Regions from separate parts of the Mus musculus genome. Here region 2 is linked to region 1. The links are chromatin loops, found by intact Hi-C in ENCODE. Cell type or tissue: left cerebral cortex. All regions are shown on one strand. Links, peaks and the distances in the headings refer to the core of each region. The heading gives the core; the rest is flanking DNA. Region 1 overlaps Nkain3 (Na+/K+ transporting ATPase interacting 3). Region 2 has its middle 320 kb from the start of Prdm13.

Region 1 (14,097 bases), core at 1-8,000:
TTTAGATGGGTACAATTTCATCTAGAATATAGGCTCTAGTGTCCAGCATTTTTTGCTATAAAGTTTGGGGTAGACCAAACTTTGGCAAATGATATAAGTAGACATACTTGGGGCTGGAGAGATGGCCCAGTGGTTAAGAGCACTGACTGCTCTTCCAGAGGTCCTGAATTCCAAACCCAGCAACCACATGGTGGCTCACAACCATCTTTAATGAGATCTGATGCCCTCTTCTGGGGTGTCTGAAGTCAGCTACAGTGTGCCTACATATAAAATAAATAAATCTTTAAAAAAAAAAGCCAGGTTCTGAGATGTGTCCTCAAACAAAAGAAATGTCATTCTTTTTGCCTTTATTCCCTTTAGTTCCCCTGGCTGGAATTAAACAAGGAGACATATGCTTCAGCAGTCATTGTGAATGTTGTTATGATCTGAGGACCATAACCTCACAAGATGAAGCAGCAAGACCTCAAGCTCTCGAGGAAGCTCCCATGCTGTTCCCTGCGGATGCTGTTCAGAACTTTAGAATATGAAGAGGAATAGTTCTCTCAGTTAAGCTGTTGTCATTTCGTTGTTAGTGTTGGTGACAGTAATGGTCATTTGTGGTTCAACTTAATTCTAAAGTAGACTGACTGGTTATTTATAAAGGCAGATACTATGAGGAAAACTACCTAGATTATCTATTTCATCACACTACTTCTTACCAGCTCTATAGAGGAAGGGAAATGTACTTCAGTGTTTTTACTCAGTGAAACAAAGACAGCCATTTGACCAAAGAAGCAAAACTGGCATTATCCAAATAAAGATGGCGTAACTTTCCGTTTCCATTCTTTCAACCTACTTCTCACTCTGCTCCTTCTTTGCTGCTCTCTTTCATCCATTCCTTTATTCTTTTAACTTATCTTTCAAGTTCAAGCCCACACATATTTGGATCCTTTGAATATTTCATTTTTTAAAGCGTTTACCATTTAATAGGATCCATGCCCTTTATATGAATGCAAGTTCAAAGGCAATGGTTAATTCTCTGTGGGTGCTGACTCCCTGAAAGATCCCAGGATTTAAGAAGGTTTATCCACCATGAAGAAATAGCCTTTTCTCTAAACTCTCTTCAGGAGCAAAAGAGATACCACTCACAAAACAAAATGTGAATTTTTCTAGTCTTCCACTTTTCAGATTTCATTTTCTTAATAAATACATTTGTCTGATGTTTAAAATGTACCAACTTCCTTTCTGAGTGGCACATTACTTAATCACACAAGGAGTAATGCTTTCCATTGGTTTTGCTCTTGGATAAAATATTCTTATTTTGTAGCCTTATTTATAACAAATATTTAAAGTTGACTTCTGGACACTTAAAAGACTCCTTGACTTCAAAATGTTATAGACCACTTGCTTATTGAAAATATGTTTTGTAAGTTTGGAAATTTAAGGTTTCCGAGTCTTTAAAAGACAAGTGGGCATGTGTGAGCTCAACAATGGTGTCAGAAGATCAACAGTCACTGAAGCGAGGACCACACCAGAAGCCAGTTTTTATTTCTTCTTGCTGATGGGTATCCACGGAGAGAGTAGAGAAGCCAGGTCTAAGGGCCTTTTCCAAAAATCCAAGTTTGTAAACATTTCATTGGTCAGTAGCTTTGCTCACAGCTTGGGGCTAGTTCAGGAACACATTAAGCCACCCTGGAGTTAGCTCATTAGTGTAGAAATATCTGTCTTGGACTTGGTTTCATCTGAGCTGCCCATGGCCAGTCCATAACACATCAGTTATTTGTATTTTTTCCTACTTTATTCATCCAACTCTTGAAAGAAAGTGTATATTGTTTGGGCTAAAATGTCAAATCAGAACACCTGAATTCTAATCAACCTATAAAGTTTTTTTTTCTGAATTCCTTATTAAAGTGACTCATAAGTGATAAGTATTTACTTTAAAAACCACACACTCAGAATCTCTGTTTTCCATAGTGAGACTATTTTGGGAACATAAAATTTAAGATTAAGTAAAAAAAAAAAATGAAAGTCTGTTTTATCTTGGCAAGATTCTAATTTTCAGAGACAAAAAGTGCAATTTTGGTTTTTACTTGCTCCTCCATTTAGCGGTCATGATGTTTTTTCTCGCCTTCACAACACACATTTCAGTTGATTTTAACGTAGACAAATTTCGCTTATCAGAAAAGGGCTGTTCATTGGATGAAACAGGTAGCCAGTCATTTTGCTATATCCTGTCAGGTTGAGCTACTAAAAGATAGCTGCCTCTGTTATTTGGGCTTATGGGAACAGCGAGGTTTGTTTTACCAAAGGGATAAGAAAATGCATCAATATATTGCTAGAACAAGATGCCATGTTATCTTCTAAAAAAAGGTGAACCAACCACATTCAAGGTTTAGAGTTGTATGAAGACATGTTCTTGTTTCAGGGTCACACCCTCACCCTTTCTATGGTGGTAAAAAGGAGGCTAAGATCATTGGAGAACATACTCATATAGTTTTTCTCTGATATGGACTGCTCCATGCTCAAGCCACTTCATGTCCGAGAGTTCTCTAATCCTTTTATCTTTCTGCCTAACTTTTGCTGGCACATGATTGGAAGTTCCCATAAATAAGCTGATGCCATCCTAGCTCTTGCATTTCCACATAATTTAGCTGGTTGCTCCAAGGAAGAGTAAGTCATTCATTCAAAAGAAGGCTGTGCCTGGAGCCAGGTTGGTCATGAGTGCAAAGACTTGGTGCCAAGACATGGCCTTTGTGTTATTCTTCTACACCCTGCCACAACCCTGGTCTCCTCAAATGGGAGTTTGATGGCACCACCTTTCAGGTTCCAAGAGCTCCCTGTCATTTAGAATCTAGGTTTATTCTGTAGGAGAGAACTCAGTGGGAGTACCAGCTAAAGGACAGGATACAGCCTAGTACATGAACTTCGAGGCATTAGGGCAGAGGGGATTGCATTAAATTCTGATAGCAGACTCATGAAATCTATGCATATAAGAGGGAGAAGAGGGAACAGAGAGACTTCCACAAGCATACAAAACTTTGTACCAATTTCAGTGGTTTATGGATGCCTTAGAGATATGTGAGCTGCACTGGACTGACTCTGGAGCAAACAGTGGACAGACAGAACTGTGATGAAGGGAAGACTCAATTTTTGTGTGTGTACAAAAGGACCAGAATGGCTTTTCACATGAGAACTAAGGCAGAGACAGGAAAACAATGTGGTGAGACAAATACCTGCCTTATACGGTGAGCAGACAGTTCATCAGCGATGCAGTTAAACCTTAGCAGTGAGAATCAACATGGATTTTATCCATCTACTTGGCCACTTTACAATGGCCAGGTATTTGGTCAAAACCAGTTTACATCAGCAGACTAAGTCAAGCACACTGCAATTTCTAATGTGGTATTTGTTGGGGATCAATGGCATCATGGAGACCAATGGAAAAGGGGACCAAGGAAGGTTCCTAAAGGGTCAGACATGTTCTGTATTTTGGTTGAAGCACTGCTCATTAAGTTTGTGCACTTCTCATTGTACCCTTAAAAACCTATGCATTTCACCATATCTATATTTCATTTGAATCTAAAAGGCCCCAGAATTGCAATACTTTTTCCAAGATGGACCTATTCTCCCCCTTAGAAAATTAGATTTTCCACTTAATTTTCTTGATTATTGGGATGAATGGGGAAAAAGAAAGAAAAACTGATGTAACTCAGGCATAAATATTTTTGTTACAGATCTCTATAGAGAATTCTATAGCATTTGAATGCCCCCTTTGAATATTCAAAACGTTCCTGACTACAGATTTATGGCTGTGATTTCTGTCCCACAGCCCTTGAGCTGTATGTATAGGTCTGACATCAGTGGTGAGAGTGAAACTAAGAGCAGAAAATACGAAGCTCACAGCCAGCCAACTCCCTGCCTAGGAAGGGTTCCACACATCATTCTGGGTTTGTACTCAGTCATAATATAAACACGCACATACATGTGTGTCTTGGAACATTGCAAGGACAAGAGATACACGGATCTGCACATTTATATCGGACTATTTAGAGATTGTGCACTCTTTAGAGATTCAGAACAAAGGGCTTCATGTTTTGTCTGTGTCTGGTGCTGTTTAAACAGTGATCTTTGCTAGGTTGGAAAGTTAGATCCAGTCTTTGTGCAGTCTGCCACAGGTCTACCCTTGTGTCTGATGCCCAAAGGCAATGTCTGTGTATACAAAACCATTAGCTTAGCAGGGTTCAGGGTCCAGTAACCTGGATGTCACAGCTCAATAACACAGACAATCCTCTTAGAAATGACTTGGAGAAGATTTTCATAGATTTTTTTTTTTCATTTTGCATGCCTCAAGTTAAATTAAAAACAATTTAAAACCATTTTTTTTACAATTTACAAGTGCTTATATAAGAAGATGACTTTAAAAACAAAACAAAACAAAACAAAACAAAAAAAACAAACCCACCCAAGCACCCAGAACGCATCTAGCAAACAACGCTAATGTTACACAGGCTGAGACCAAAGACCTCGCAGCTCCGTGTTCGCTGGTCTGGTCGGCAGGGGGCGCAGTCCTGCTGTCTAGGAGGAAGGTGACGCTGTAGGATCCCCAGAGCTAGAGGCCAATGGTGCTTTGTTCCCTAACTCAAGTCCAGGAGCCGCATTTCAGAGTCAATGTCATTACTTATTTCGACCTGAAAAAGAAAATATAAATTGCTTTAAAAAACTCCAGTGCTGATAAATGAAAAGCCTGTCTCTTTCTCCAGGCTTTTTGAAATGCAAAGCAATTTAGGGTGGGCCTGCTTCTCTTGGACCCAGGAGCTAGGAAGGTTAAAGGCTCAGCTCTTCTGCTTTCCAGATCAGTTTGTGGCAGTCCAGATAGGGAGACAGCTGACAGCCACAGGACTATGGGATGAGGTGGACTCACTGTCTCGGAAGGGAAGGCACTATATATCCCCAATTTACTAGCCATACTCCCGTAGCCTCTTCATGATACCGGTCTTGGTCTGAGAAAAATCGTGGACCTGGCTCCCTCACCAATATCCTATCCTGGGATATATAGCATTACATATTCATTTGCCTTGGTCACTGTGCCTAAATATTTGGTGGGGAAAGAGAAAGAAAGCAAAACAAAACAACACATCCCACCACTCCACCAGGAGGGAAAAAACAAACAAACAAAAAAGCTCTTCTTGGCAGTGTCTTTCAGATGAGATTAACATTCAGTCCATGGAGTAGGTAAAGTTTATCTTTCTCCACAGTGTGGGTGGACGTTGTGGGATCATTCGAAAGCCTCACCACACAGTGAGGTTTTCTGAGTCACAGGGGGCTCTCCTGTCAGGTCATTTGTAACATTGACTTAGTCCTGTTCTTCAATCTGCTAGCCTCAACTGCAGATTGAAGACTTTCCAGGCTCAATTACTGCATAGGCCAGTTTCTTAACATCTCTACCAACTCTTTCTTCTTTCCCCCTCTATCCTTTACCCCCATACCTCCTGTTTCAGTTCCTGCTTCTGTGTCTCCAGCAGCACCCCCCTATCCCAAAACCACCAATGTAAAGTTTGCTTGTCTGGCCAATCCCAAAGCACTACAACCCTCCTGTGTGAATCATTCCGGTCTCCACATTTTGAACAGAGTGTTCCCACAACTTCTTTTGTAGCCTTTGGAATGCTTAGATGTGAACGGTGTGTCTGTGCTCAAAGTCAAAGTCAGCTTCAGCACCATACCTGCATAGCCAGGTAGAGTGTGTTAGCTCTCTCCATCTCTCTCTGCGAAGCTTTAGCTGGTCTAAACCTTAACACTCATTTGACAGCCCAGGGGAAACTGGCCTCTGTACACTTGTACTAGTGCTTAGCTTGCCATGTCTCATTCTGCTACAAGAACTCAGGTGAGCTCTATACTTCCCTATGTGCGGCTAGTGGCCACTCAAGACACTTTCTACCCTGCTCATCGAAGTCATAAGAGTTTTTCCCTCCCAAAATAATTGTAGTGGCTATTCCTGGTTGTCAACTTGACTATATCTGGAATGGACTTCAATCCAGAATTGGAAGGCTCACCATGACCCTAATCTGGAGGCTGGGAGATAGAAGTTTCTGATCTGGATCTTGGTATGGAGATCTTGAGGCACAGTGGCTATGGATTCCAGAAGATTAAGACAGGGAGATCCCTGAGTTCAAGGTTATCTGGGATTAAAGGTGTGGTGGCACACACCTTTAATCTGGGCTACACCTTCGGATGGAGATATATAAAGGCATTTGAAGAAGGAAGGCTCTCTCTCTCTCTCCTTCGCCTGCTTGCCATTTGGGACTGAGCAACATCTTGGCCTTCCCTTCACACAGCTGCTGCTAACCATTGTTGGAGTGTTTGACTACAGACTGTAAATCATCAATAAGTTCCTTTACTATATAGAGACTACCCATAAGTTCTGTGACTCTAGAGAACCCTGACTAACACAATAATCCTAAGCACCTGACAAGGAAAGCTGTTTCACACTACTTTCACTGTCTAGACGTTTCTCTCCCACTCGTGTAGCTCAGTGACTTCATTGCTTGGGATGCACTTTTCAGTCATAATTTGAAATAGTTAAAAAAATCTCTGGCTTCTTACTTTTCCCTTTCTTGTGTCTCTCTTCTCTCCACAAATTGTGTTTCCTCCTGCACAACCTAGGAGGCCCTTGGCCATCTGGAGTCTTGCTGCAGCGTTGATTCTGTGCTTCTGTTTCTTTGGAGTCTGAGTGGCAAGCTCCTAAGTCTAATCCTTGCACTCTGCATTTTAACTGTGATTTCCATGGGGACATAAAGAGATGTGATTATAAAAATAGGAATTTATGACTTCATACAGTCTTAAGTTAGCAGGAAGAGTGTAGGTTCTAAAGATCACGTCTCTGTGAACACATGAAGCTGGTTTCAATGAAGCTTGTTTGAGTGAAGTAGATTAAAGCAGGAGCCTTACTGTATCTAATATATGGGAGCCAAGGATACTACTGGATAGCAGTTTCACAGTGGAACAGACCTGATCCAAGGAATTACCTGGCCCAAAAAAGTGTGTGTAGAGGCCAGGATTACCTGTCTGACTATAAGAATATGCCTGCTTGTCTGCTTACTTTTACTTAGTCTCCACCACCTCAGTTCTTAATAATATTTAATACATTTCATACCTGCATTGCTCCAATTACCCAGAAATATTCATTATAGTAGATTTGTTTAAATGATAATCCACATTACATTAGACCATTATGTCTCCTCAATCTATTTTAATTATTAAGATTTTCCCATAATTAATTTTTTTCTAATTAATTATGGACATCAAGATTTGGTTCATGTTACTAAATAGAGTAGTTCAAGGTCAGGCTTGACTTTACAGACAGGCATCTGGTTGGTGTCCATATCTGGTTGGTGGTGGTATACATGCATTTTTTTATGTGGCATAGAAATAGTTATAAATGAGCAATAGGTCTAGGTATTGATTTTGGATCCTTAAACTCATGACTCTCCTCACTTTCTTGCTTTTAAATAGGTGCATGAATAAAGTTTATTAATGGCTAGATTAACCCAGCCTCCAAAGGCAGAGAAAAAGCAGATGGCAAGACAATGATGCTAATTCAATGTGTTCCTGGTAATCTTGCAATAATTTTTCTTTCTACTTGTTTTCTAAGTTTCTTGGTGTTATGTCTGGTGTGTGTGTGTGTGTGTGTGTGTGTGTGTGTGTAGTGTTGCACGTGCGCTTTGTCAGATATGTGGAGGTCAGAGACAGTTTGCAGAAATCTTCCTTTGCTTCTGCCATCTGTGTTTGAATTACATTAAAAACACTATTACACTATTTCAAGTCTTTGGAAAAACAATACTAGAAATAAGCAAGGACAGAACTCTCTCTCTCTCTCTGTCTCTGTCTCTGTCTCTGTCTCTCTCTGTCTCTCTCTGTCTCTCTCTGTCTCTCTCTCTCTCTCTCTCTCACACACACACAAAGAGAGACAGAGAGAGACAGAGACAGAGACAGAGAGAGAGAGAGAGAGAGAGAGAGAGTGTTCTGTCCTTGCTTATTTCTAGTATTGTTTTTCCAAAGACTTGAAATAGTGTAATAGTGTTTTTAATGTAATTCAAACACAGATGGCAGAAGCAAAGGAAGATTTCTGCAAACTGTCTCTGACCTCCACATATCTGACATAGCGCACGTGCAACACTACACACACACACACACACACACACACACACACACACAGTTGTAAAGAACTGATCTTTGAGAGGGGTGTGGTGGTGCAACCCTTTAATTGTAGCACCCAAGAGGCAAGAGTCTGAATTCTAGGCATGGTTGAGACCTTGCTGTGCTGAAACCACACACACACACACACACACACACACACACACACAAAACACATACACTGATTTTTAAAAGATGAATGGTTTGGTGACATGAGTGGACCTAAAATGCTGAGATGAAGCAATCCTTGTGTTATATGTACAGAAAATCCTGTCTCTCCTTTGGAACAACTAAGACTGCACTGAGTGTGTTGCCTTTGTAGTGCCCTTGAGATAGTTCTCAAAGGCTAATGTTTCTAAAACTGCTTTCTGTTTCCAGGGGCTGATGGTGGTTCTCAATGAGTGGGACTCCATGATTAGCAATGGAAAGAGTGAGACAGCCATCACTAGGAACAAAACTTAGTTAAGAGTTCTCTATGTACCACAGAGGACAGAGCTAGCATATTTTATACATCTTGCTTGGTAAGCTGTGAAAAGTGATCGAGGACAAATGGAAACAACATTAAGGAGAGTTATCATTTATTCATCTTTATTTTATTTAAGCTACTGTTGCTGACAATTAGTTACTATAAGTTTTTCTTCTTTTTTATTATATTTTTTATTTAAAACCATTTTAAATTTAAATATATTTCAGTCATATTCTTCCCAAGACCTCTGTCCTGTCAGATCCTCTCCTACTCCCTACCTAACCAACCTTAGTTCTTTCCTAAATAAACAAACAAAAACCCAATACAACACCCCTCCCAATCAAGAAAACAACATAAAATATTAACCCCTCAAAAAAAGTCAATAACCAACCAAACAAACAAACAAACAAAACCAACAACAATTCACCAAACTGTGGCCAAATAAAAGTTCTCTATGTACCACAGAGGACAGAGCTAGCATATTTTATACATCTTGCTTGGTAAGCTGTGAAAACTGATCGAGGAAAAAAGCTATGGAGTATATTATATGCTGATCAACTACTTCTAAACATGAGACATGCCCTTACATAAGACATGAGATATACTCAGTGTCAGTTCATTGGAGAAAGCCTATTTCCCCTCTCCAAACAGGGGTAAACGACAGTTTAGTTGTTAACCATTACCCTAGTTGCTAGATTTATTTCCTTCCTTCCTTCCTTCCTTCCTTCCTTCCTTCCTTCCTTCCTTCCTTCCTTCCTTGCTCCCTCCCTCCCTCCCTCTCTTCTTCCCTCCCTTTCTTCCTGTCTTCTTCCTGTCTATCTTTTCTCTCTCTCCCTCTCTTTTTCTTTTTCTCTTTTTTCTTTCTTTCTTTCTTTCTTTCTTTCTTTCTTTCTTTCTTTCTTTCTTTCTCTCTCTCTCTCTCTCTCTCTCTCTCTCTCTCTCTCTCTTTCTTTCTTTTCTCTCTCTATTTCTTTCTTTCACTCAATATAAATTAAAACATAGAGGATCAGTGGGAGCCATCTTGGTTCTGGGACTCCGCCGAAAAGTAGTCTGCACAGTTGAGAGTGTGCACACAGAAGCTGACAGCTTCTGGGGACAGGCAGGCCCACAGAGCTTCTGAGGCAGCACCCTTTTCGGGCTCCAGACATCCGACCACCTTCCCGCCCAGAGGACAGGTGTCCACCCAACCCAGGACACTTTTGCCTCAGGAACGGCTGGAGACATCTTGGTTCCAGGACCCCACCGAAAAGTAGTCTGCACAGGTGAGAGTGTGCACACAGAAGCTAACAGCTTCTGTGATAGGCTAACACAAAACAGCTTCTGGGAAAGGTTCTGTTTTGGACCTTCATCTTCGGCCAGAAGGGAGGTCCAAAAGCCAGATATCTGTGCACCTTCCCTGTAAGAGGAGACCTTGCCTGCAGAGAGTGCACTGACCACTGAAACTCGGAGGAGAGAGCTAGTCTCCCAGGTCTGCTGATAGAGGGTAACCAGAGGAACAATCTATAAACAGAGACAACTATAACAACTAACTCCAGAGATTACCAGATGACTAAAGGTAAACATAAGAATCTTACTAACAGAAACCAAGACCACTCATCATCATCAGAACCCAGCACTCCCACTTCGCCCAGTCCAGAGCACCCCTACACACCTGAAAAACTAGACCCGGATTTAAAAGCATATCTCATGATGAGGGTAGAGGACATCAATAAGAACCTTAATAACTCACTTAAAGAAATACAGGAGAACACTGCTAAACAGGTAGAAGACATTAAAGAGGAAGCACAAAAATCCCTTAAAGAATTGCAGGAAAACACAATCAAACAGGTGATGGAATTGAATAAAACCATCCAAGACCTAAAAAGGGAAGTAGACACAATAAATAAAACCCAAAGTGAGGCAACACTGGAGATAGAAACCCTAGGAAAGAAATCTGGAACCATAGAAACATCAGCAACAGAATACAAGAGATGGAAGAGAGAATCTCAGGTGCAGAAGATTCCATAGAGAACATTGGCACAACAATCAAAGAAAATGCAAAATGCAAAAAGATCCTAACTCAAAACATCCAGGAAATCCAGGACACAATGAGAAGACCAAACCTACGGATAATAGGAGTAGATGAGAATGAAGATTTTCAACTTAAAGGACCGGCAAAAATCTTCAACAAAATTATAGAAGAAAACTTCCCAAACCTAAATAATGACATGCCCATGAACATACAAGAAACCTACAGAACTCCAAATAGACTGGACGAGAAAAGAAATTCCTCCCAACACATAATAATCAGAACAACAAATGCACTAAATAAAGAGAGAATATTAAAGGCAGTAAGGGAGAAAGGTCAAGTAACATATAAAGGAAGGCCTTTCAGAATTACACCAGACTTTTCACCAGAGACTATGAAAGCCAGAAGAGCCTGGACAGATGTTATACAGACACTAAGAGAACACAAATTCCAGCCCAGGCTACTATACCCAGCCAAACTCTCAATTACCATAGATGGAGAAACCAAAGTATTCCACGACAAAACCAAATTCACACATTATCTTTCCACGAATCCAGCTCTTCAAAGGATAATAACAGAAAAAAACCAATACAAGGACAGAAACCACATCCTGGAAAAAGCAAGAAGGTAATCCCTCAAGAAACTTAAAAGAAGACAACCACAAGAACAAAACGCCAACTTTAACAACAAAAATAACAGGAAGCAACAATTACCTTTCCTTAATATCTCTTAATACCAATGGGCTCAACTCCCCAATAAAAAGACATAGACTAACAGACTGGCTACACAAACAGGACCCAACATTTTGCTGCTCACAGGAAACTCATCTCAGAGAAAAAGATAGACATTACCTCAGAATGAAAGGCTGGAAAACAATTTTCCAAGCAAATGGTATGAAGAAACAAGCTAGAGTAGCCATTCTAATATCTAATAAAATCAACTTCCAACCCAAAGTCATCAAAAAAGACAAGGAGGGGCACTTCATACTCATCAAAGGTAAAATCCTCCAAGATGAACTATCAATTCTGAATATCTATGCTCCAAATACAAGGGCAGCCACATTCATTAAAGAAACTTTAGTAAAGCTCAAAGTACACATTGCATCTCACACAATAATAGTGGGAGACTTCAACACACCACTTTCACCAATGGACAGATCATGGAAACAGAAACTAAATAGGGACACAGTGAAACTAACAGAAGTTATGAAACAAATGGATATGACAGATATCTACAGAATATTTTATCCTAAAACAAAAGGATATACCTTCTTCTCAGCACTTTAGGGGACCTTCTCCAAAACTGACCATATGATTGGTCATAAAACAGGCCTCAACAGATACAAAAATATTGAAATTGTCCCATGCATCCTATCAGACCACCATGGACTAAGGCTGATCTTCAATAACACAATAAATAATAGAAAGCCAACATTCACGTGGAAACTGAACAACACACTTCTCAATGATACCTTGGTCAAATAAAGGAATAAAGAAAGAAATTAAGGACTTTTTGGAGTTTAATGAAAATGAAGACACAACATACCCAAACTTATGGGACACAATGAAAGCATTTCTAAGAGGAAAACTCATAGATCTGAGTGCCTACAAAAAGAAACTAGAGAAAGCACACATTAGCAGCTTGACAACACATGTAAAAGCTCTAGAGCAAAGGGAAGCAAATTCACCCAAGAGGAGTAGACGGCAGGAAATAATTAAACTCACGGGTGAAATCGACCAAGTGGAAACAAGAAGAACTATTCAAAGAATCAACCAATCGAGGAGCTGGTTCTTTGAGAAAATTAAGATGATAGATAAACCCTTAGCCAGACTCACTAAAGGGCACAGGGAAAGCATTCTAATGAACAAAATCAAAACTGAAAAGGGAGACATAACAACAGATCTTGAAGAAATCCAAAACACCATCAGATCCTTCTACAAAAGGCTATACTCAACAAAACTGGAGAACCTGGATGAAATGGATAAGTTTCTAGACAGATACCAGGTACCAAAGTTAAATCAAGATCAGGTTAATGATCTAAACAGTTCTATATCCCCTAAAGAAATAGAAGCAGTCATTAATAGTCTCCCAACCAAAAAAAGCCCAGGACCAGATGGGTTTAGTGCAGAGTTCTATCAGACCTTCAAAGAAGATCTAATCCCAGTTCTTCACAAACTATTCTACAAAATAGAAACAGAAGGTACTCTATCCAACTCATTCTATGAAGCCACAATTACTCTGATATCTAAACCACAGAAAGACCCAACAAAGATAGAGAACTTCAGACCAATATCCCTTATGAATATCGATGCAAAAATCCTCAATAAAGTTCTTGCTAACCCGAATCAAAGAACACATCAAAACAATCATCCATCCTGACCAAGTAGGTTTCATCCCAGGGATGCAGGGATGGTTCAATATACGGAAATCCATCAATGTAATCCAGTATATAAACAAACTCAAAGACAAAAACCACATGATCATCTCGTTAGATGCTGAGAAAGCATTTAACAAAATCTAACACCCATTCATGATAAAAGTCTTGGAAAGATCAGGAATTCAAGGCCCATACCTAACCATGATAAAAGCAATCTACAGCAAACCAGTAGCCAACATCAAAGTAAATGGTGAGAAGCTGGAAGCAATCCCACTAAAATCAGGGACTAGACAAGGCTGTCCACTCTCTCCCTACCTATTCAACATTGTACTTGAAGTCCTAGCCAGAGCAATTAGACAACAAAAGGAGATCAAGGGAATACAAATTGGAAAGGAAGAAGTCAAAATATCACTTTTTGCAGATGATATGATAGTATATATAAGTGACCCTAAAAATTCCACCAGAGAACACCCAAGCCTGATAAACAGCTTCAATGAAGTAGCTGGATATAAAATTAACTCAAACAAGTCAATGGCCTTTCTCTACACAAAGGATAAGCAGGCTGAGAAAGAAATTAGGGAAATAACACCCTTCTCAGTAGTCATAAATAATATAAAATACCTTGGCTTGACTCTAACTAAGGAAGTGAAAGATCTTTATGATAAGAACTTCAAGTCTCTGAAGAAAGAAATTAAAGAAGATCTCAGAAGATGGAAAGATCTCCCATGCTCATGGATTGGCAGGATCAACATTGTAAAAATGGCTATCTTGCCAAAAGCAATCTACAGATTCAATGCAATCCCCATCAAAATTTCAACTCAATTCTTCAACGAATTAGAAAGAGCAATCTGCAAATTCATCTGGAATAACAAAAAGCTAGGATAGCAAAAAGTCTTCTCAAGGATAAAAGAACCTCTGGTGGAATCACCATGCCTGACCTAAAGCTGTACTACAGAGCAATTGTGATAAAAACTGCATGGTACTGGTATAGCGACAGAAGTAGACCAATGGAACAGAATTGAAGACCCAGAGATGAACCCACACACCTTTGGTAATTTGATCTTTGACAAGGGAGCT
Region 2 (15,231 bases), core at 3,218-11,217, 1.2 Mb after region 1:
GTGTGTGTGTGTGTGTGTGTCTGTGTGTGTGTCTGTGTGTGTGTGTGTGTGTGTGTGTGTGTCTGTGTCTGTGTCTGTGTGTGTCTGTGCATGTTCTCCAGCTCCGTATGAAATGTTTCTACAGTTACACCATATTTTCTCCTGATGCTATATATTGCAAGGGAGCAGGATGCATGGCATATGTTCTGATCTGCTGAGTAATTTCTTACAAAGATAAGGTCAGTTTCTTTCTCAAACTTGTGTAGTAGTCCTCACAATTATCTAAAAGAAAACAATGCTTGCAGTCATGATTGCACCACACTCTCTAACACACTGTAAGACTCCACTGATGAGAAGGTAGATTCTCTGATGCCACTTCCCTAGAAACATTGGCCTGCACACTTCATCATTCTCAGCCTGATTTAATCAAACTTAGCCTTCTCTGTCTACAGAAACTCCCCCTTTCACATTTTCCAATGCTGTGAAATGGAATCATTTATCTTGATCTCTCTGTTTCTGGTCATCTTTAATGCTGCTAACAGCAACTACCTCTGCAGAATCATTTCAGCTCCTGTTTCGAAATGTGTCAAAACTAACTCTCAGTTAGTTTGTTCAAATTCCTCCCCACCCGCTCCCAAAAGAATATTTCCAATTCAGCATTCCAGTAATAACAGGTAGTATATCCTTGGCCTGGGGCATGTGACTATAGACTTTGATCCACAGTATACAGTACAGATAACTATTTGGAGCAAAATCACCCAGAAGAGAAAAAAGAAGTCACAGTTTAGAAAAGGACAGAATCTAAATACACTAGGTTGTTTTTCTATCACTACACTTTTGTGTTCTCATAATGCCTACAGAGTAAAATATAGACACAGCTATAGCTGTATCCCGTGCAGACTTTAACCTGGATATTTCCAGTATTTAGAACCCTGTGGGAGGAAAGATTTTTTTGCAACTTCATTTGCTTGCAAGCACAGTCCATTTCCTTACAACTGTTGAACTCTTGAGATTTTGTTCTTCAAAGGTGGTAAGGACCCATAAGCTAGCTAATAGAAAAGATTATTGCATAACACTGTAACTACAAGGGCATCAACTCACTAAACTTGCCCTTCTATATTAGCTAAAGGCACATCATAGATCGAGATTGATAAGTATCTCCTGCCAGTGTTTTTTTTTTTTTTTTTGGTTTCAACTGAATTTGGCACAGCTACCATTCACATTGTGAGTGGAAATGTATTGTAATGTCAAGTCCTCAGCCATACTTTATTAACTAATTGGTTTAACTTGGTCAGGATTAAGATAATGAGCCAAATCTAAAAGTTGTATGTCCCTACTTAAGAATACTAATGATAACATCCTGCTTGTGATGATGACAAACCCTTTGTCTTAGTCAGGGTTTCTATTCCTGCACAATCATGACCAAGAAGCAAGTTGGGGAGGAAAGGGTTTATTCGGCTTACACTTCCATACTGCTGTTCATCACCAAAGGAAGTCAGGACTGGAACTCAAGCAGGTCAGGAAGCAGGAGCTGATGCAGAGGCCACGGAGGGATGTTCTTTACTGGCTTGCCTCCCCTGGCTTGCTCAGCCTGCTCTCTTATAGAACCAAGACTACCAGGCCAGAGATGGTTCCACTCACAAGGGGCCTTTCCCCCTTGATCATTAATTGAGAAAATGCCTTACAGTTGTATCTCATAGAGGCATTTCCTACACTGAAGCACATTTCTCTGTGATGACTCCAGCTGTGTCAAGTTGACACAAAACTAGCCAGTACACCCTGTCTCAAAAGAAATACAGTGGATAACGATAGAAGAAGGTACCAAACATTGATTTCTGGCCTCCCCATGCACACATACAGATAGGAACACAGAGAGAGAGAGACAGAGAGAGAGACAGAGAGACAGAGAAAGACAGAGACAGAGAGACAGAGGAGAGAGAGATAGAGAGAGAGAGAACTGCAATAGCATGAATGATTCCACATATATATTCCAGTGACTTTTGCAAATTCTAGAAAAATAGAGTTCAATGTTTAAGTTGATTGTGAGAAGTGGTAATAACACAGTCTCACTATGTAGTTCAGGCTACCCAAGAACTCACTATTAAGCTTGTCTGGCTCCCAACTGATGATCCTCTGGCTTCAGCAGGACTGAGAATAGAGGAATGTATAGCCACCCTTGGACTTCAGTTACACTCTTAAAGAATGTAGATATTATATGCAGCTAGAGTCAAGTCGCCAGGGCCAAAAAGGGGGAGTGGGTGGGTAGGGGAGTGGGGGGGCTGGGTATGGGGGACTTTTGGTATAGCATTGGAAATGTAAATGAGCTAAATACCTAATAAAAAAATGGAAAAAAAAGAATGTAGATATTTAGCACAAATTTTTACAACTTGCCTTGCCACTAGCATTTTTTAAAATTTAGCATCAGAGTATAGTATGCCTGGGCCTAGCAAACATAGAAGTGAATGCTCACAGTCGGCTATTGGATGGATCACATGGCCCCCAATGAAGGAGCTAGAGAAAGTACCAAAGAAGCTAAAGGGATCTGCAACCCTATAGGTGGAACAACATTATGAACTAACCAGTACCCCGGAGCTCTTGACTCTAGCTGCATATGCATCAAAAGATGGCCTAGTCGGCCATCACTCGAAAGAGAGGCCCATTGGACACACAAACTTTATATGCCCCAGTACAGGGGAACACCAGGGCCATAAAAGGGGAGTGGGTGGGTAGGGGAGAGGGGGTGGGTGGCTATGGGGGACTTTTGGTATAGCATTGCAAATGTAAATGAGTGAAATACCTAATAAAAAATGGAAAAAAAAATTTAGCATCAGTAATTTCTGTTCTTTTTAATTTAACATTTTGAACATATCATACACAACTTCTGCATTTACATCATTTCCACCTCTATTCCTCAAAACTACTCCTCCTGATTTCTGAGTTCGAGGCCAGCCTGGTCTACAGAGTGAGTTCCAGGACAGCCCAGGCTACACAGAGAAACCCTGTCTTAGAAACAACCAAAAACCAAAAACCAAAAACCAAAAACCAAAAACCAAAAACCAAAAACCAAAAACCAAAAACCAAAAACCAAAAACCAAAAACCAAAACCCAAAACCAAAAACCAAAAACCAAAAACCAAAAACCAAAAAAAAAACCGTCCTGTAACTCCCAACTTTTTGACCTCTTCTTTATTATTGCTACACACACACACACACACACACACGAAGTCAATTTACTGTTGGTCAGATATGAATGTGTTTACGGATGACCTCTTGGGATTAGCTAACCAATCATTGGCTTCATTCCTGGAGAAACTTGGATCTCCCTTTGCTCCTATCTATGAATTGACTTTGGCTTTGTGAGATCTCCCCCCATCTATATTGGCAAGATTATATAGCACAGACACTATCTAGAGGCAGGAATCCCAGTCCTCTGGCTCCTAAAATCTTCCCACCCCTTTTTACACAATGTTTTCTGACCTTTAGGTGTTGGAGTTATGTTAAACATGTATCAGTTGGCAATGGGTTCCCCGTGGTCACATATTTCCTAGATTTTGACCCACTGTGAGCTCTGTAATCATCTCCATCAGTGGCAAAGAGGAAGATTCTTTGATAAAGGGCAAGAGCTACTCTTATGTGGGTGCAAGTATATGATTTAGAATACAGTCAGGAAATACACTTTAGTAGGCTCTCCTCGCAGGTCTATGACTTTTTCAGATAGCTAGGTTCCCAGTACCAGGCATGAGTTCCTTCCTACTAAGTGGATCTTAAGTACAATTAGACAGCTGTTGCTTGCCTCTAAGATGAAAGTGTCACTATTGTACCACTTGGGCTATTTTGGGGTTTCCTGATCACCTACTGGGAGTGTCTGTGAAGCTTGAATGTGCCTACCTGGTCATGTTTTACCACTCTAATCCTCTTCAGAGTTTATTTAGCACTACATTCACTTACCATTAATTACATAAAGGAAGAGTAAGCCAAAAACTGTTGTCCATGTTTATCCTCTTACCACACCATCACATCATCTTTAGCATTGCTTGTTGAATAATAGAACTTGATCACAGCTATTAAGCTTCACTTCTTTTTACTTTGAGTGGGATAGTAGCTAATAATTAACTTTCCCCATTGATTATTCGTTATATTCACATTACGGACCATCCACCTAGCTTTGTGAGTCTCTAAATTCAGTACCTAAACAGTTTCCCTTTGCCTCATTAGTCTCTTCATCCCTTCCCAGTATTTAAATATTTATTCTAACTATGGAACGCTTCCATTAATATTCCAGATAAGAGTAATACTCGTGTTAGTACATAACATGTACTTTGTTAGTGTGCTGCAAGCCCCCAAGTCCCCATAATGATCTTGTCAATCAGGGTTGGATATGGTCTAATAAAGTCTGTGGGCTTTACATGTCTTTCCTGGGGTAGATCAAAGCTATAGCAATCTAATTGGGCTCAAGGTCTTCAGCTCCACTTCTGTAATAATATTAGAGTCCAAACAATACTTGTGATTAAGTAATACTAAGGATTATGTATAATGGTAGATCATGTTATATTAACTATTATACATTATGCATTACATGTTATACATTTTATGTTATATGTTATTATATGTATAATAATATATATTGAAGCCAAAGTAAGATGCCCAAAATAGATGGGAACCTGATGAGCAGATGTTTTTACTAAAGGCTTCCAACTATATAAGACCAAACAGAGAATAGGAGCAGGATGAAATGTAGCATAGAAGAAGAATACGAGGAACTAAGATGATAGGTGTGTAGAGCTCAAGGTAAGCATAAAGCCAGATCCAGGGCCCAAGCCTAGGTAGAAGCCATGGTCGAACTTCTCTACGCATTACCTGAAGTAGCCCTTGCTGAGGTCTGTTATTTTTTTGCTTACCATAATTAACCCTCATGACATAGTGCTACAAGAAGAAACATGGATAAGTGGTCTAAAAATCTAGGAGATGTGGAGGGAGACCAATACTCATAGATTTTCATACAGTAATACATCTTTATATAAAATATATTTTAATATATCTTTACATTTATAATTTGTTACTAGTTACCATGATCCAGTTTTTGTAGGCCTAGTTTATAAATTAAATTTGTTAAATGAGGATTAGTGGAGAGGTGCCACAAGAATAAGGGAAGAACACCTCTCCTGTCCAACTGCCCAGAAGCAGAAGCCATTTTCTCCATGAAAATGAGACTCTGCCCATGGTGCAGGGTGGGGAGCAGGTGTCTTTTCCTTCCTCTTTTTTTTTGTTTATTCTTCCTTTATATATTACATCCTATGATGGTTTGTATATGCTTAGCCCAGGGAGGGGCACTATTAAGAGGTGTAGCCTTGTTGAAGTAGGTGTGTCACTCTGGGTATGGGCTTTAAGACCCTCATCTTAGCTGCCTGAAAGTCAGACTTCTCCTAGCAGTCTTCAGATGTAGAACTCTGCCAGCACCATGTCTGCCTGGATTGTGCCATGACCCCTCCTTGATGATAATGGACTGAACCTCTGAACTTGAAAGTCAGCCCCAATTAAATGTTGTCCTTAAAAGAGTTGCCTTGGCATTGGAGTCTGTGCACAGCAGTAAAACCCTAAAACACATCGCAAGCACAGTTTTCCTTCCCTCCTCTTCTTCCAGCCTCCCCTCGCACCTTCTCTCTCCCCCAAATCCACTCTTCCTCATTTTTCTTCAGAAAAGGGCAGGCCCACCAGTAATATCAATAAAACATGGCAAATCAAGTTATAATAAGACTAGGCATACCCCTACATATTAAGGCTGGACAAGGCAACCCAGTAGAAGGAAAATGGTCCCCAAAGCAGGCAGAAGACTCAGAGACAGCCCTCAATCCCCCTGTTAGTAGCCTCTCAAGAATACCAAGCTACAGAACCATAATATAGGCCATACAGGTTCTCTGATTGTCACGTCAGTCTCTGTGACCGCTGGTGAGCCCTGGTTAGTTGGTTCTGTGGATTTTTTGTAATATCCTTGATGCCTCTAGCTCTTACAATTCTTCTGCCCCCTACTCCACAGAATTCCCTTGAGCTCCACTTATTGTTTGGCTCTGAATCTCTGCATCTGCTCCAATCACTTGCTGGATTACTCTGATAACAATTATGCTAGGATCTGGTCAACAAGTATAACAGAATGTCATCAGAAATAACTTCATTCATTATTTTTTTCCCGTCATGTTTTAGTTTTTGGTTCTGTTCTATGTCTCTGTGCTATCCAGACTCTGGTTCCTGGCCATCCAAACAGTATGAGGCATGAGCTCCCTCTCATGGCATGGGTCTCAAGTTGGACCAGTCATTGGTTAGCAATCCCCACAAGTTCTGCACAACCTTTACCACAGCACATCTTGCAAGCAGAACAAACTGTAGGTTGAAGATTTCTCAACCATAAATGTAGTACCTACATCACCCTCTCTAAGGCTCAGGAAACATCTTGAGGGAAGTAGAGAAAATATGAGAACTGGAAAGAAGGAGAAAAGTACAGTAGAATGCTGTCTTAACAAAGCCACCGTACTCACGAACTCAGCAGCTGTGGTTACCTGCACAACATGCACCAGATTGAATCCATCCACACTCTTCCCAGGAGGGCAGAGGGGGATCATAAGGCCCCATTCTCCCTCAGGATCTAGAGTCAATTAAGGAAGACATATTTTTCTTTAATGATATAACCAAGGCAGAGAACTCATGCCCCTGTAAATAATCTCTCACATATCCTCATGTGATAACTGTAGTTTAGCTCATTGATCACAAAAAAGAAAAAGGAGGAGTAGGGGAGAGGAGGAGGAGAAGGAGAAAGAAGGAGAAGGAGAAAGAAATTGAAGATAAAGGAGAAGAAAGGAGAAGGAAGGAGAGGGAGAGGGAGAAGGAGGAGGAGGAGGAGAAGGAGAAGGAGAAGGAGAAGGAGAAGGAGAAGGAGAAGGAGAAGGAGAAGGAGAAGAAGAAGAAGAAGAAGAAGAAGAAGAAGAAGAAGAAGAAGAAGAAGAAGAAGAAGAAGAAGAAGAAGAAGAAGAAGAAGGAGAAGAAGAAGAAGAAGAAGAAAGAAAGAAAGAAAGAAAGAAAGAAAGAAAGAAAGAAAGAAAGAAAGAAAGAAAGAGAAAAAGAAGAAGAAAAAGAAAAAGAAAAAGAAAAAAGAGCAGGGGGAGGAGGGGAAGGAGGAAGAGGAAAAAGAATAGTATATTTGAAAATCTAAGAAGAAATAATTGGGATGAGGAAGTAGATCAGCAAGAGTCAAACTGGGACCAAAGAAAGTAATGAGGGTTGAATATGATCAAATACACTCAGTACATGTATTAAACTGTCTCAGTGAAACCCCTTATCATACATAAGTAATGGATTCAAAAAGTACAACTAAAAATTGACTTCCCTCAAAAATATTTGCATTGCATGTTGTTATTACAAAAAAAAAAAATTGGCATGCATTGTAAAGAGTATACTTCTTATAATTTTAGATCTTAAACTTTGGGGAACTATTTCTCTTCATGAAAAATATTTGAACATATAGTTTTTAAAAAGTGAAATTAAAATAAGCTTATAAAAATATATCAAAACACCCAGAGTTCTGAGTTGTTCTTACAGTGGGACAATGGTCACACAACGTTGGGATTCTTTGAAACTACAGCCTTTCCTTGCCTGACCCCTAGTGTTCAAAGCAAGTAAGTGCAGGCCTGAACGTAACAAAGGAAAGCATGGGAGATGTTTCCAATTCAGCTTCCACTTTAGCCAATTTTTTTGTTGAAATTTTTGGATATATTAATTATGTATGATAAGTGGTTTCATTGTGACAGTTTTCAAAGTCAGGAAGCACCCACTGGTCTCATGGGCCACGTTCCATTCTCCCTTCACTGGTGTAAAGTGATGTCCACGTGTGCGGAATGGTAACCTTTTCTTTTCAGATGCTTCCACAACCGGTTCCTGAGTCACTCTCATCACCAGGAAAACCACCCACACTCACTATGGCCACGTAACGGAATGTATTAGCCAGGGTTCTCTAGAGTCACAGAACTTATGGAGTGTCTCTCTATACTGAGGGAATTTATTGTGATGACCTATAGTCTGTAGTCCAACTAACCCAACAATAGTCAACTGTGAATGTGATGTCCAAGAATCTAGTAGTTGTTCAGTCCCACAAGGCTAGTTGTTTCAGCTGGTCTTCGGTAGAAGTACGTTCCAACAGATGTGCTGACAAGTAAATGCAAGCCGGTGAAGGAGAATGAATCTTCCTTCTTCCAATGTCCTTATGTAGGTCTCCATCAGAAGGTGTGGCCCAGATTAAAGGTGTGTACCACCATGCCTGGATCTGGGACTTGCTTTGTCCCTGGTTGACCTTGAACTCAGAGATCTACTTGCCTCTGTCTCCTAGAGTTAAAAGCATGCACTGCCTTGCCTGGGCCTAAGTTTTTCATGGCCACTGTGTCTCAAGATCTCCATGCCAAGATCCATATCAGAAACTTGTGTCTTCCAGCCTCAAGATCTGGATCACAGATGAGACCTCCAATTCTTGATTGTAGTTCATTCCAGATAGAGTCAAGTTGACAACCAGAAATAAATAGCCATTATGTGGAATGAATAAAGATGGATATTTTTTTCCTACTCTGAGGCTGCTAAAATAATTTAAAAAAAAAAAGCAAATTGACAGAAAAAGCTGGCAAGCAAAGAGAAACAGGAAGTGGTGAAGGTCCTAATAGTCCCACTGCTGAGGCCTAACTTCCTTCCGTTAGGTTTTCTGCCAATACCACCCTTCAGCAATAGGCCAACCCTTCATCAGTTGAACTTTGGAGAACACTCCAGACTCAAACTAAAGCAAAGTTACTCAAGCAAAGTGCAAGACTGGGACAGAAAGGCACAGAGTTCCATGGCTTCCACTGAGTCCTATAGTTCACTTTTCCACTTCCCTGGAAGGGAACTGAAGCAATCACTGAGTAATTGCTGGCTCCCAGCACAGGTGCACGGCTTGCCTTTCAGAGTCAGAAATGCACAGGATTCAGTGGTGTGCATCTCACCATTTCTCTGTGGAGAATTTTTTGTAGTCAGAAGCCCTCTGAGAGTTTAAATGGAACAACATACCAGGTGAAATTAGCAAATGTTGGGTTTCAGAGCAAAAAAAAAAAAAAAAAAAAAACCAGGAGAAGAAAAGGACTTCAACACAGAGCTTCTGAGGCGGCGCCATCTTCAGCTCCAGACAGCCGGCCACCTTCCTGGTGAGAGCACGGGGGTCTGCCTGGCCTGAGAGGTTTGTGTCACAGGCGCCGGCAGGAGCCTTCTTGGCTCCGGGACTCCGCGGAGGGCAGGCTGCACGGGTGACCGTGTGGAATACAGAGGCCAGCCGTTTCTGGTACGGGCGAGAGTCGCAGAGCTTCTGGGGCGGCGCCATCTTCGGCTCCAGAAAACCGGCCACCTTCCTGGCCAAAGCAACACAGCTTCTGGGAAAGATCCTGTTTTGGGCCTTCACCTTCAGCCAGGAGGAGGTCCAAACACCAGATAACTGTACACCTTCCCCGAAAGAGGAGAGCTTGCCTGCAGAGACTGCTCTGACCACTGAAACTCAGAGGAGAGAGGTTGTCTCCCACACCTGCTGATTGAGGGTAACAAAATCAACAGAGGAACAATCTCTTAACAAAGACAACTATAACAACTAACTCCAGAGATTGCCAGATGGCTAAAGGTAAACGTAAGAATCCTACTAACAGAAACCAGGACCACTCTCCATCATCAGAACCCAGAACGCCCACTTCGCCCAGTCCAGGTGACCCTAACACACCTGAAAAGGTAGACCAGGATTTAAAAGCATATCTCATGATGATGGTAGAGGACATAAAGAAGGAATTCAATAACTCACTTAAAGAGATACAGGAGAACACTGCTAAAGAGTTACAAGCCCTTAAAGAAAAACAGGAAAACACTGCTAAAGAGTTACAAGTCCTTAAAGAAAAACAGGAAAACACAACCAAACAGGTAGAAGTCCTTATAGAAAAACAGGAAAACACATCCAAACAGGTGATGGAAATGAACAAAACCATACTAGACCTAAAAAGGGAAGTAGACACAATAAAGAAAACCCAAAGTGAGGCAACGCTAGAGATAGAAACCCTAGGAAAGAAATCTGGAACCATAGATTTGAGCATCAGCAACAGAATACAAGAGATGGAAGAGAGAATCTCAGGTGCAGAAGACTCCATAGAGAACATCGGCACAACAATCAAAGAAAATGGAAAATGCAAAAAGATCCTAACTAAAAATATCCAGGAAATCCAGGACACAATGAGAAGACCAAACCTACGGATAATAGGAGTGGATGAGAATGAAGATTTTCAACTCAAAGGACCAGCAAACATCTTCAACAAAATTATTGAAGAAAACTTCCCAAATCTAAAGAAAGAGATGCCCATGAACATACAAGAAGCCTACAGAACTCCAAATAGACTGGACCAGAAAAGAAATTCCTCCCGACACATAATAATCAGAACATCAAATGCACTAAATAAAGATAGAATACTAAAAGCAGTAAGGGAAAAAGGTCAAGTAACATATAAAGGCAAGCCTATCAGAATTACACCAGATTTTTCACCAGAGACTATGAAATCCAGAAGAGCCTGGACAGATGTTATACAGACACTAAGAGAACACAAATGCCAGCCCAGGCTACTATACCCAGCCAAACTCTCAATTACCATAGATGGAGAAACCAAAGTATTCCACGACAAAACTAAATTCACCCATTATCTCTCCACAAATCCAGCCCTTCAAAGGATAATAACAGAAAAAAACCAATACAAGGACGGGAACCACACCCTAGAAAAAACAAGAAGATAATCCCTCAACAAACCTAAAAGAAGACAGCCACAAGAACAGAATGCCAACTTTAACAACAAATATAACAGGAAGCAACAATTACCTTTCCTTAATATCTCTTAATATCAATGGACTCAATTCCCCAATAAAAAGACATAGACTAACAGACTGGCTACACAAACAGGACCCAACATTCTGCTGCTTACAGGAAACCCATCTCAGGGAAAAAGACAGACACTACCTCAGAGTGAAAGGCTGGAAAACAATTTCCCAAGCAAATGGTCTGAAGAAACAGGCTAGAGTAGCCATTCTAATATCGGATAAAATCAACTTCCAACCCAAAGTTATCAAAAAAGACAAGGAGGGACACTTCATACTCATCAAAGGTAAAATCCTCCAAGAGGAACTCTCAATTCTGAATATCTACGATCCAAATGCAAGGGCAGCCACATTTATTAAAGACACTTTAGTAAAGCTCAAAGCACACATTGCACCTCACACAATAATAGTGGGAGACTTCAACACACCACTTTCATTAATGGACAGATCGTGGAAACAGAAACTAAACAGGGACACAGTGAAACTAACAGAAGTTATGAAACAAATGGACCTGACAGATATCTACAGAATATTTTATCCTAAAACAAAAGGATATCCTTCTTCTCAGCACCTCACGGGACCTTCTCCAAAACTGACCATATAATTGGTCACAAAATAGGCCTCAACAGATACAAAAATATTGAAATTGTCCCATGTATCCTATCAGACCACCATGACCTAAGACTGATCTTCAATAACAACATAAATAATGGAAAGCCAACATTCACATGGAAACTGAACAACACTCTTCTCAATGATACCTTGGTCAAGGAAGGAAAAAAGAAAGAAATTAAAGACTTTTTAGAGTTTAATGAAAATGAAGCCACAACGTACCCAAACCTTTGGGACACAATGAAAGCAATTCTAAGAGGAAAACTCATAGCTCTGAGTACCTCCAAGAAGAAATGGGAGAGAGCACATACTAGCAGCTTAACAACACATCAAAAAGCTCTAGAAAAAAAGGAAGCAAATTCACCCAAGAGGAGTAGATGGCAGGAAATAATCAAACTCAGGGGTGAAATTAACCAAGTGGAAACAAGAAGAACTATTCAAAGAATTAACCAAACGAGGAGTTGGTTCTTTGAGAAAATCAACAAGATAGATAAACCCTTAGCTAGACTCACTAGAGGGCACAGGGACAAAATCCTAATTAACAAAATCAGAAATGAAAAGGGAGACATAACAACAGATCCTGAAGAAATCCAAAACACCATCAGATCCTTCTACAAAAGGCTATACTCAACAAAACTGGAAAACCTGGACGAAATGGACAAATTTCTGGAAAGATACCAGGGACCAAAGTTGAATCAGGATCAAGTTGACCTTCTAAACAGTCCCATATCCCCTATAGAAATAGAAGCAGTTATTAATAGTCTCCCAGCCAAAAAAAGCCCAGGACCAGACGGGTTTAGTGCAGAGTTCTATCAGACCTTCAAAGAAGATCTAATTCCAGTTCTGCACAAACTATTTAACAAGATAGAAGTAGAAGGTACTCTACCCAACTCATTTTATGAAGCCACTATTACTCTGATACCTAAACCACAGAAAGATCCAACAAAGATAGAGAACTTCAGACCAATTTCTCTTATGAATATCAATGCAAAAATCCTTAATAAAATTCTCGCTAACCGAATCCAAGAACACATTAAAGCAATCATCCATCCTGACCAAGTAGGTTTTATTCCAGGGATGCAGGGATGGTTTAATATACGAAAATCCATCAATGTAATCCACTATATAAACAAACTCAAAGACAAAAACCACATGATCATCTCGTTAGATGCAGAAAAAGCATTTGACAAGATCCAACACCCATTCATGATAAAAGTTCTGGAAAGATCAGGAATTCAAGGCCCATACCTAAACATGATAAAAGCAATCTACAGCAAACCAGTAGCCAACATCAAAGTAAATGGAGAGAAGCTGGAAGCAATCCCACTAAAATCAGGGACTAGACAAGGCTGCCCACTTTCTCCCTACCTTTTCAACATAGTACTTGAAGTATTAGCCAGAGCAATTCAACAACAAAAGGAGATCAAGGGGATACAAATTGGAAAAGAGGAAGTCAAAATATCACTTTTTGCAGATGATATGATAGTATATATAAGTGACCCTAAAAATTCCACCAGAGAACTCCTAAACCTGATAAACAGCTTCAGTGAAGTAGCTGGATATAAAATTAACTCAAACAAGTCAATGGCCTTTCTCTACACAAAGAATAAACAGGCTGAGAAAGAAATTAGGGAAACAACACCCTTTTCAATAGTCACAAATAATATAAAATATCTCAGTGTGACTCTAACTAAGGAAGTGAAAGATCTGTATGATATTGGTTCCGAGACTCCGCGGGACCTAGGAAATTAGTCTGAACAGGTTAGAGGGTGCGCCAGAGAAACGGACAGCTTCTGGGACGGGCAGAAGCACAGAGCCGCTGAGGCAGCACCCTTGGCGGGCCGCAGACAGCCGGCCACCGTCTGGACCAGAGGACAGGTGTCCGCCTGGCTTGGGAGGCGGCCTCAGCCTCAGCAGCAGCGGTCGCCATCTGGGTTCCGGGACTCCGCGGGACCTAGGTAATTAGTCTGAACAGGTTAGAGGGTGCGCCAGAGAACCAGACAGCTTCTGGGACAGGCGGAAGCACAGAGCCGCTGAGGCAGTACCCTTTGCAGGCCGCAGACAGCCGGCCACCATCCAGACCAGAGGACAGGTGTCCGCCTGGCTCGGGAGGCGGCCTCAGCCTCAGGAGCAGCGGTCGCCATCTTGGTTCCAGGACTCCCTGGAACTTAGGAATTTAGTCTGCACAGGTGAGAGTCTGCACCACAGAAGCTGACAGCTTCTGGGAACTGCCAAAGCAACACAGCTTCTGAGAGAGGCCCTGTTTTGGGCCTTCTTCTTCGACCAGGAGGAGGTCCAAAAACAAGATATCTGCACACCTTCCCTGTAAGAGAGCTTGCCAGCAGATAGTGCTCTGAGCACTGAAACTCAGAGGAGAGAATCTGTCTCCCAGGTCTGTTGAGAGACGGTAACAGAATCACCAGAAGAACAATCTCTAAACAGAGTCAACTATAACTACTAACTCGAGAGATTACCAGATGGCGAAAGGTAAACGTAGGAATCCTACTAATAGGAACCAAGACCACTCACCATCATCAGAACCCAACACTCCCACTTTGCCCAGTCCAGGGCACCCCAACACACCCGAAAACCTAGACCTAGATTTAAAAGCATATCTCATGATGATGGTAGAGGACATCAAGAAGGACTTTAATAAATCACTTAAAGAAATACAGGAGAACACTGCTAAAGAGTTGCAAGTCCTTAAAGAGAAACAGGAAAACACAATCAAACAGGTAGAAGTCCTTACAGAAAAAGAGGAAAAAACATACAAACAGGCGATGGAAATGAACAAAACCATACTAGACCTAAAAAGGGAAGTAGAAACAATAAAGAAAACTCAAAGTGAGGCAACACTGGAGATAGAAACCCTAGGAAAGAAATCTGGAACCATAGATTTGAGCATCAGCAACAGAATACAAGAGATGGAAGAGAGAATCTCAGGTGCAGAAGATTCTATAGAGAACATCGGCACAACAATCAAAGAAAATGGAAAATGCAAAAAGATCCTAACTCAAAATATCCAGGAAATCCAGGACACAATGAGAAGACCAAACCTACGGATAATAGGAGTGGATGAGAATGAAGATTTTCAACTCAAAGGACCAGCAAACATCTTCAACAAAATTATTGAAGAAAACTTCCCAAATATAAAGAAAGAGATACCTATGAACATACAAGAAGCCTACAGAACTCCAAATAGACTGGACCAGAAAAGAAATTCCTCCCGACACATAATAATCAGAACAACAAATGCACTAAATAAAAATAGAATACTAAAAGAAGTAAGGGAAAAAGGTCAAGTAACATACAAAGGCAAGCCTATCAGAATTACACCAGATTTTTCACCAGAGACTATGAAAGCCAGAAGAGCCTGGACAGATGTTATACAGACACTAAGAGAACACAAATGCCAGCCCAGGCTACTATACCCGGCCAAACTCTCAATTACCATAGATGGAGAAACCAAAGTATTCCACGACAAAACCAAGTTCACACAATATCTTTCCACGAATCCAGCCCTTCAAAGGATAATAACAGAAAAGAAGCAATACAAGGACGGAAATCATGCCCTAGAACAACCAAGAAAGTAATCATTCAACAAACCTAAAAGAAGACAGCCACAAGAACAGAATGCCAACTTTAACAACAAAAATAACAGGAAGCAACAATTACTTTTCCTTAATATCTCTTAACATCAATGGTCTCAACTCCCCAATAAAAAGACATAGACTAACAAACT

What was found. Hi-C counts contacts between places; a loop is a spot of excess contacts. Peaks named below come from ENCODE experiments on the same cell type or tissue, not always from the same donor. Only the 100,000 strongest peaks of a DNase experiment are listed, where the experiment ranks them.
Region 2: a loop joins it to region 1, with 7 times the contacts of the local background. A loop is called at or near these places in 28 of 42 quality-filtered maps.

The regions. Positions count from the first base shown.
Region 1 is chr4:20,117,990-20,132,086 of GRCm38, forward strand. Nkain3 (Na+/K+ transporting ATPase interacting 3) reads right to left here. Exons shown (of 6, transcript NM_001290410.1): 6 at 885-4,667. The coding sequence ends at 4,654. Among named protein-coding and RNA genes, the nearest start is that of Ggh, 83 kb to the left of the region's middle. In left cerebral cortex, for the core only: a CTCF peak has its summit at 4,535 (motif pointing right); DNase peaks (open chromatin) are centred at 4,545 and 6,704.
Region 2 is chr4:21,360,807-21,376,037 of GRCm38, forward strand. No RefSeq gene overlaps it. Among named protein-coding and RNA genes, the nearest start is that of Prdm13, 320 kb to the right of the region's middle. In left cerebral cortex, for the core only: a CTCF peak has its summit at 7,637; a DNase peak (open chromatin) is centred at 7,643.